2 separate regions of the Homo sapiens genome follow, and region 2 is linked to region 1. A link is a contact called in ENCODE Hi-C or POLR2A ChIA-PET data. All regions are on one chromosome and are shown on one strand. Each heading gives the region's core, a stretch centred on a gene start or an enhancer-like site at or near the end of the contact. The rest is flanking DNA. Distances are from core to core; before and after follow the strand shown. Region 1 overlaps P3H2 (prolyl 3-hydroxylase 2). Region 2 overlaps P3H2 (prolyl 3-hydroxylase 2).

The links. A loop is a pair of places that touch in the nucleus more often than their neighbours do. ChIA-PET counts read pairs that join two places held with the same protein, here RNA polymerase II (POLR2A). Pooled maps may share reads with other maps.
Region 2: a loop to region 1 is called in a map of PC-9, with 6 times the contacts of the local background. The contact joins two enhancer-like sites. A Hi-C loop is called at or near these places in 17 of 168 maps with a recorded cell type or tissue (A673, Caco-2, Calu3 and 14 more), 4 of 37 single-sample maps with no recorded cell type and 11 of 50 pooled maps. POLR2A ChIA-PET finds 5 or more read pairs at or near these places in 7 of 52 experiments (HCT116, MCF 10A, PC-9 and 4 more).

The regions. Positions count from the first base shown.
Region 1 is chr3:190,015,818-190,020,275 of GRCh38, reverse strand. All of the region lies in intron 1 of P3H2 (prolyl 3-hydroxylase 2), which reads left to right. Among named protein-coding and RNA genes, the nearest start is that of P3H2, 100 kb to the left of the region's middle. Within about 2 kb of position 2,440, at least 2 of the 41 ENCODE cell types and tissues checked have a DNase peak (open chromatin) inside an H3K27ac peak, as active enhancers do; they include mammary epithelial cell, where a contact is called at or near this core.
Region 2 is chr3:189,959,652-189,964,507 of GRCh38, reverse strand. P3H2 (prolyl 3-hydroxylase 2) reads left to right here. Exons shown (of 15, transcript NM_018192.4): 14 at 410-550. Among named protein-coding and RNA genes, the nearest start is that of MIR944, 130 kb to the right of the region's middle. Within about 2 kb of position 2,812, at least 4 of the 41 ENCODE cell types and tissues checked have a DNase peak (open chromatin) inside an H3K27ac peak, as active enhancers do; they include mammary epithelial cell, where a contact is called at or near this core.

The DNA.
Region 1 (4,458 bases), core at 1,191-3,690:
TCGTGTGCTAAGACTTATTCCTGATTTCATATCCAGTGCTGTTCAGATACCTGGTGTAGGTTTCCTGAAACCTACAGTCTCTGTTTTGCCAGAAACCTGGTGTTGAACGCCTTAGCCTTTCTGAAGGTGGCAGCCACCACAGATAATGGAAGAAACTTTGAACTAATTTGATAGCTTTTCACCATATTTCAGCAGTAGACCAACTATGAACCTTTCTAATTAAAGTCTTCAGGTTTGTGCCCCCACCTGCTGGCAATGATGACTACTCGCAGAATTGTATTCATGGGGTAAGGTATGTTAAATTTTATTCTCATCATTATTATTTATATCCACTGAATGCCTACTCTTCTGAAGCACTTGAGATAACATGAAACATATGGCAAGTCCTTGTCATCAGGATGGAGACAAGACATACTTAAATAGAAATAATTACAGAAGCATCAATTGTGGGTTTGTGAGTATATATATATATATATATATATATATATATTTTTTAATTTCTAGGTAATGTCACATGGATTTTTTCCTTTTCTTCCTCACACAACTTCTTGAGGCAACCCAAGCAAGGATCATCATTGCTATTATTATAAATGAGGCTTTTGACAGGAGGGGGGCAATGGAGTGGCTTGCTGAAGTTTCAAAAATGAAAGACAGACCCAGGTCATCTGTCTTCTTACTATTAAAATGTGCAAAATTAATGGTAATAGAAACGATAATGAGCATCCAGACATCTATGGATATAGGGATAAAGGGACAGTCATCAGCATCCAGACATCTGTGGATATAGGGATAAAGGGATATGATTTAGTCTCATCATGTAAGAATAAATAAATAAATGTCACTGAATAAATGCTATTGAATATTTTGACAATTTTTCGGTTCTGAAAACTACATTTAAACTCTCTCAGGTATTCTGAATATGAAGTTTTCACAGTGGACTTTTGGAATGGAAAGAAATACCTTATTTTTTGGCATAAGAAGTGGCATTCACTCCAGGGGAAATGTGGCTAAAAATAACATCAGCATCCTTAATCTCCATTGCCTGAGAGGAGCCTGTGTTGACAGACACTGGGAGGGCCAGTCTTCTTTGGTTTCCCTCGCTTCTGTTTGTCTAACTAGCCCTTCCTTAAATGCCAAGTCAGAAAAGTGACTGCATTGAATCTTCCCAGCTATTGAAATGAATGGCAATTATCTTGGCTTTCTCAAGGCAGGCTTTGGTCAAAACATATTCATATGTGTTTTGGAGAAGGATGAGTGGCATAGGATCCAGTAGTTTCTTCCTGTGTCTGTCACAGTGACACTAAGATTTCTGCATGTATTTCTGTAATATCCTGGGCCATTACGGTGTAAGAAGTTTGCCGATGGCTGTATTATAAGGAAAGATAGAAATACTTGTTCTGACCTGAAAGAGTGAATAATTTAGAAAGGAGTACAACAGTCTTAAGTGGGGCATACATAAATACATCAACAAGCACTTACAGTTCATTCCCTCTTATGCCTATATCTAACTTAAACTGCAGCATTAAGTAGTGGAGTTAGCAAGGCACTTATCTTTTTATCCTTTTTTGAGTCAGGGTCTTGCTGTGTTGCCCAGGCTGAAGTACAGTGGCACAATCATAGCTCATTGCAACCTCAAATTCCTGGGCTCAAGGAATCTTCTGTCCTCAGCCTCCCAAGTAGCTAAGATTACAGGTGCTTGCCACCATGCCCAGCTAATTTTTAAATTTTTTATAGAGACAGTGGTCTTGCTATGTTGCCCAAGCTGGTCTCAAACTGCTCGCCTCAAGCAATCCTCCCTCCTCAGCCTCCCAAAGTTTTGGGATTACAAGAAGGAGCCACTACACCTGGCCTACTTATCTAAGCCTTGATTTTCTCATCTGTAAAAATGGGACTATTAACACCTGATTTATAATGATGTTAAAAGGATTAAATACAATACATGCATTTTAAGTGCTTAGCAAGGTGGCACAATACATGATAACCATGATTTTGTTATTATTATTATTTTGTAGAAATGTGCATCTAGATGCAAGAGAGATTGAATTAGTGGCAAATGTGAGTGATTAGTTCATCAAGGTAGACCACAATGATGGGTGAAATAAGTTAAAATCGATGTTAAAATAGAAGCAATCTTTGCCAAGTAGAACAATACTTCCTTACAAAGTTTCATATAATTCTTGACCAACTGCTTGTGAAACCTTTCATAATAAGAGGATGAATTCATAAGGAACTACAGAATCGGTCACTGTGACTTCAGCCACCTGACAATTCATGAGAAGGGTAATCTAAACACCTTTTTTCCATTGACGTGCTCAGATCTGTTGTACTTGGGCTAGTATTTCTGTGTATATACAGAGACATATGTGTCTATGGCATTAGCAAGTTCTCTTTGCCATTGAAGCACTTTTCTGCCCTCTTGGGGCCAGTTTTCACCATTCCAATGTCCTGAGTAATTTGGCTTTAATCAAAAAGTCAGGATCATTCAAGTCAAAGAGAAAAACCTTTCAGGAAATAGATTGTAGAGGTTTTCTTGTGAATCCACAAACAAAGTGTTTGCTCCTTCTCCAAGACTAACTAACAAGGGCTGCAGCATCAGCCATACTCAGCAACTCGGCACATGCATAATACATTGTGGCTTAGGGGTGTGGCTCGATGGCAAACACATAACGGTACTGCTGGTGGTGAATGTGCTGAAGAGAAATCCAGAGAAGAATTTCTGCTAAAATCCATTTCCCATTATGCAAGCTGTCTTCAGGACTTGCTTTTGTTATTGTCAGGAGTCAAATATATTTACCACGCTGTTACTGGCTCCATATAGTCAACAGTTCTTTTGCATCCATGTGTATGCTCTTTGGCCTCTGGAAATAATACCTTTTTGAAATATTTTTTGGGGGATGATTCCCAAACTTTTGTAACTGGGGAAGCAACAGTATTATTTTTTTTTCCCTGAGAGAGCAGCTGAGGTGGCTTAAATTTATATTACTAAATAGAATTTCACTGCCCCAGTCATGGCTAATTTATGAAGAACAAAGAAATGACATTGCTGTATGTATCATGTATCTCTGGTTCTCTGAACAAAATTCTTCAGGATATGGAGAGACCTTTCCTGACTGACAGGACAGCTGGAAAGGGACTAAGGAACAAATGGGAGGAAACACAGAGAAGATGCAGCAGCTCCCATAATAGAGATATGCATGTATCTATCTAAAGGTACATTAAGATATTGGCAGCTCATGATAAAAACATTCATAGAAGAACAACATTTTCTACTGAATTAACCACATTGATTCAGTGGACTCATACTTGAATGGCTACCTTAGATCTATCTGGAATGGCTGTGACCAATAGATTGAGGGAAATTTGGTAGAAATTCTAAGAAGACAAAGTATAGGACTCTGGAATGGCCAAAGCTGCCCAAAGCTAGAATGGGCTGTTTTGGAAGGTAGTGAATGTCCTGTTGCTGAATGCGTGCAAGAAGGGGGTCATGGGACAATTGACAGAACTCTGCAGAAGATGCAAGTACCAGAGGAGAGAGTGGGGTTTGGCCAGATGACTCTTAAGAACTTTTCAGTCTCAGATTCAACGGAAAAAAGCAATGAGACTACATTAAACATATGTTGGAGTTTTAATTTGCAAACTTGGCATTATTATTATTATTTTTTCTAACCAGTTTAGATCACAATTGGCATTCATTTCACAAATCACATGCCAGATTAAAAAATAAAATAAGCAGGCCGGGTGCAGTGGCTCATGCCTGTAATCCCAGTACTTTGGGAGGCCGAGGCGGGTGGATCACCTGAGGTCAGGAGTTCAAGACAGCATGGCCAACGTGGTGAAACCCTGTCTCTACTAAAATTACAAAAAATTAGCTGGGCGTGGTGGAGGGCGCCTGTAATCCCAGCTACCTGGGAGGTTGAGGCAGGAGAATCGCTTGAACCCAGGAGGTGGAGGTTGCAGTGCGCCGAGATCACACCATTGTACTCCAGCCTGGGCAACAAGAGTGAAACTCCATCTCAAAAATAAATAAATAAATAAAAATAAAAATTAGGATTTGGTGTTAATATTCCCATTATACACATGAGGCAATTAAGGTAAAACAAATTAGGATTTATCACATACCAAAACAAGAAGAATGGAAAATCCCATCAGTGATATATGTTGTGGATGTTTTCTCCTTCCAGGATAAGGAAGCCACAGATAATAAAGAGGCAAAACAGCAAGCTAAAGAGCAAGGACATTTAATAGAGGTCTACCCTCATGCCTGAACTTTACGGGAAATAGTCAAGAAGTAGAATGCAAGCACCCCCACCCTCCAACGCAGATACACACACATGCACATGCACACACACATGCACACATGCACAAATTTCTCCACCCAAATGTCCCCTAACTGCTTACTTCCAGTGGACCATTTATCTCCAGTCCTATCCTTGGGCAGAGCTTCAGTCCAGGCAGGGT
Region 2 (4,856 bases), core at 1,563-4,062, 56 kb after region 1:
CTGTTTGTTTGTTTGTTAATTACACAAGTATGGAATGGACACCTACCTTGTATCCGGATGCTTTGCTAGTGCAAAAGCTACAGAAATGAATTATGAGAGGAAAACTTTGCCTTCTTTGAATTTGCAGGCTATCATATATATAGCATGTATTGAATGATTACTATGTATGTGGACTTTGCTACACGTTTTACTTGAACATCTTTTTATTTTCTGAGGTATATATTATTTTGACCTTACCTTTGTTTTACGGGTGAGAAAATTGAGATAATTTACATCATCTTCAATCCCAGGATTCCTTTATTCTTCGCCTCAGGCCTTAACTCAAATAATCTCATAGCCAGAGAAGCAGGAGTTGTGGAAATGTTTATGATACAACAATTGAAAGTCTAATTTTTGCTTTCTTTCTCAGGCCTCTATAAAACCAAAATGTGGGCGCATGATCAGCTTCTCATCTGGAGGAGAGAACCCTCATGGGGTGAAGGCAGTCACCAAGGGAAAGAGGTGTGCTGTGGCTCTGTGGTTCACCTTGGACCCACTTTATAGAGAATTGGTGAGTTTCTCACCCGCCCAGAAAGCCAATTAGGCTTGCTTCATGAACTGCTTTATCTGAGAAGTCCTTTAAATTGCTTCGTCTGAGGAAAAGAAGAGGGTAAAGGCAGTTCTTAATCAGATATGTTCTAGTAAGTGAAGATGTTTGTAGAAATAGCTGTGTCAATGATATTTGATAGTCACTAATCTGTCTTGAGCTTATTAACAAATTGTAAGGCTGGGCGTGGTGGCTCACTCCTATAACCCCAGAACTTTGGGAGGCCGAGGTGGGCAGATCACTTGAGGTCGGGAGTTCGAGACCAGCCTGATCAACATGCTGAAACCCCATCTCTACTAAAAATACAAAATTAGCTGGATGTGGTGGCATGCGCCTGTAGTTCCAGTTACTCGGGAAGCTGAGGCAGGAGAATCGCTTGAACCTGGGAGGCGTAAATTGCAGTAAGCCGAGATCGCACCACTGCACTTCAGCCTGGGCAACAGGGCAAGACTCTGTCTCAAAACAAAAACAAAAACCAAAACAACTCTGTGGCATCAGGGAGGAATCACTTTTTATTGGTCACCCAGAAGACGGATTTGTTTTCTCGCAAATCATAAGAAATAGTATTGAATCATTTATGAAACGTATTTGAAAGAGGGCAAGGAAACCTAAAAGATTATTATTACTTATTACTGTTATTACATTAAGTATTTCAATATTATTATATGCAAACTAGCTGAGGACACTTAGCTAGGAGGAGACCATGATCTCATCGTTTTGGAAGCCCGTGGGCAGATGTCATAGTCTCCACCTGTGGAGCTGCAGCGGTATGAATTAAGACCAATGGGTAGAAGCCCTGGAGGGAAAATTTGGGCTCCACACAAGGAATAACTTTCAAATAGTCACCACAGTTTGGCAGAATTGTCTGCTTTGGAAGCACTGATTGGATGGCTCCAATCAAAGCCCAGGCAACTGCTTAGCATGGAACGCTGAAATGGAATCTAAAACATCGTAGCAGAGGCTTAACTGGATGACCTCCAAATCTTCTCCAGCCCTAAGTATTGATGAAGCTATGAAATTCTATTCTTAAAACTGGCATTCTATCCAGTTTTCCTTGTTAGGTTCCTAAGTTGAATCCAATTTCATCAGAAACTATTTAAAAATAATGCGTTTTTCTCATATACTTTTCACCATCAAATCTAACTTACAAAGTGTTTCCCCACATTCCCTAAGCCATTCTTTCACATATTTTACAAAAGACCTATTGTGACCTTTTATTGTACAGAAGAGCTATTATTATCTGCCTTGGAAACTCTGCTAGATAGGCCCTAGGGGTAGAAGGGTGAACAGAACAAGGTCCTGGACTATGAGGAGCTTGGACAGAACAGCTAGTAAATACGCTGTAAGAAGAGAACAGTATATGTTTTGTAGCAGGGAATCAAGGAAGACTTCTATAAGCTCAGACCTAGAAGCAAAGACGATAGCCAGGCATAGAAAAAATGGCCCTGGCTGGGCGTGGTGGCTCACGCCTATAATCCCTGCACTTTTGGAGGCCTAGGTGGGTGGATCACCTGAGGTCAGGAGTTGGAGACCAGCCTGGCCAACATGGTGAAACCCCATCTCTACTAAAAATACAAAAATTAGCCTGGCGTGGTGGCACGCACCTGTAATCCCAGCTGCTCGGGAGCCTGAGGCAGGGGAATCGCTTGAACCCAGGAGGTGGAGGCTGCAGTTGCAGTGAGCTGAGATCACTCCACCACACTGTAACCTGGGCGACAAGAGTGAGACTCTGTCTTAAAAAAAAAAAAAAAAAAAAAAAAGAAGAAGAAGAAAAAGAAAGAAAGGCCCTGACAAAAGGACCAGAGCACAGAGTCCTGAAAACCTCAAGGGAGCAGCAAACAATTGCCTTCCCCTATCATTACTTTATATCCTGGTATTTTCCATCTCCAAAATGTTAGCATTCCATCAAAGCATTTTTTTTTAAACTAAGGAACCTATGTCAATGGGTAGACAGTGAAGATAAAATTATTGAAATATTACCTCACTATTCTAGTATTCAATTCAGCAGACATTTAATCTATTTCATCATTCAGTATCCAAACTCCCTTTTCCAAGGTATTGTTCTCTCAAAATAAGCTAACACAAAGTAAGTTCTCTTTGCTCCTTTGTAATAGGAAACATCAACGCCAGCGTCCCTTCCTCTGATGGAAAAGTACTAGAAAACCTCTCCAGTCTTCAGGCCGTAGCGGCATCTAGTGGCCACAGTGGGAAATGACCAGAACTTTTTCCTCAGCTAAATTAGCCCAGGCTGTGAATCATTCTTTGCTACACGTGGAGATCATCTATTGATCGTTACAAACTACTAACATCTGTGTTTCAGGAGTTTTAAGAGCTCCCCAGGTGATTCTAACGTGCAGCAGCAGAGTTTGGGAGTTCCTGGCCTAGACGTCTTTTTGCAGATTGAATCTCAGAAAAAAAAAATGCCTACCTATGAACAAGTCATTAGAGCTGGCCGATTCTCATGCTTATTATGAATTACTTTAAAGGGTCTCAGTTCTCAAGGAGTATTTAGCAACATCCTTTTAAGGATGCAAGGATGTTCGAAGCTTCATATATATTGGTTCCAGCTCTTGAATTTCTTTCCCTTAATGAGAAACAAGATTACAATCATTTCTTGTGGTCAACAGATGTGAAAGCTTTGTATGTGTGTCGATTTGTTAAGTATCAGGATTGTTTTCCTTGGCCGGGCACGGTGGCTCAGTCCTGTAATCCTAGCACTTGGGGAGGCCGAGGCGGGCAGATCACCTGAGGTCAGGGGTTCGAAACCAGCCTGGCCAACATGGCGAAACCCCGTCTCTACTAAAATTACAAAAATTAGCCAGGCATGGTGGCATATGCCTGTAATCCCAGCTACTGGGGAGGCTGAGGCAGGAGAATCACTTGAATCCAGGAGGTGGAGGTTGCTGTAACCCGAGATCGCACCACTGCACTCCAACCTGGGCAACAGAGTGAGACTCTGTCTTGAAAAAAAAAAAAAAGATTGTTTTCCTTATATTTGTAAAGTAGTACTTGGGCTTTTTATTTAGATGTGGCAGCAACTTAATTTTCTGTTATTTAGTATATCTAGTCCTTTTAGTTGCCTTTTTGTAAACATTTTTTATTACAAGCTCTTGCATGAAAGGGGCTTTGTTTTCAATTCATAAAATAGTTATTTATTTAACTTACTGTGCGCAGGCACTGTGTTAAAGACCGCCTATGGGGAATGCACACTAGTAGGATATAATTCCTATTTTCAAGGAGCTTGAAGTCAAATTGGAGAAATAATACAAGGACCCAACTAATTAAACCACAAGGCAAGTTTTGGTAAGAATCCTTAGCAGCAAATGCGTGGTTTGAGGGATATCAAAAAGCAATCCAAAAAGGCTTCTTTGAGGAGATGGCATTTGAAAAAAAGCTTTAAAAGATCAATTTCTTTAGGGAGAGGCATTTTAGACAGAGAAAGGCTTCATCCATTTACACATTTACTCATCAAAGAAAATAGAACTCTTGCCACATGTCAGTGGCTTTTCTGAGCACTGAAAATACAGTAGTGACCAAGAAGATAAGATGCCCTGCTCTTCTGGAGCTTACATTCTAGTGGAAGGAAACAGATCCCAAAAAAGTAAAAAATAAATAAATAATCGAGAGATTTTTCACACGGTGACCAATGATGTGTGGAAAATGGAACAAGACAACTGATTCTGGAGTGAAAGGGTAGGAGCGGCAAATTGTGAGGCCTCGCCAAACAAGTGGCATGTGAGCTGAAACCTAATAAATTAGAAGTCCACTAGGATAAATGTCTGGAGGAGAGTATTCCAGGCAGAGGACAAGCTGCAAAGGCCCAGAGACAATAAGATGTTTGGAGTCACCAAGAAACAAAGAAAGCCAGAGCATCTGGAATATGGCAGACAAGAGGGAGAGTGGCTTCAGTAGAGGACGTGGAGGCGGCAGGAGTCGGATTCCACAGGCTGATTGGGAAATGCGAATTGTATTCTAACTAGTGGAAAGTCATGTAGTCCCCACACCCCAACACACACACACACACACACACACACACACACACACACACACACACACACACATATCTCCTCCAGTCCTGGAGAGTTACAGGATACAGAAGATTACTTTAGCTAACATGTGGTCTTGGACTGGAGTAGTAATAGAGAAGGTAAAAAGAGATGGAAGATTTGAGATACAATTTGGAGGTAGACCAGCTGCACCTGCTGATGGATTAATGTGAGGAATAAAAGAAAGCGTAGAATATAATGGGAGCATCCAGAGAAACACTTAA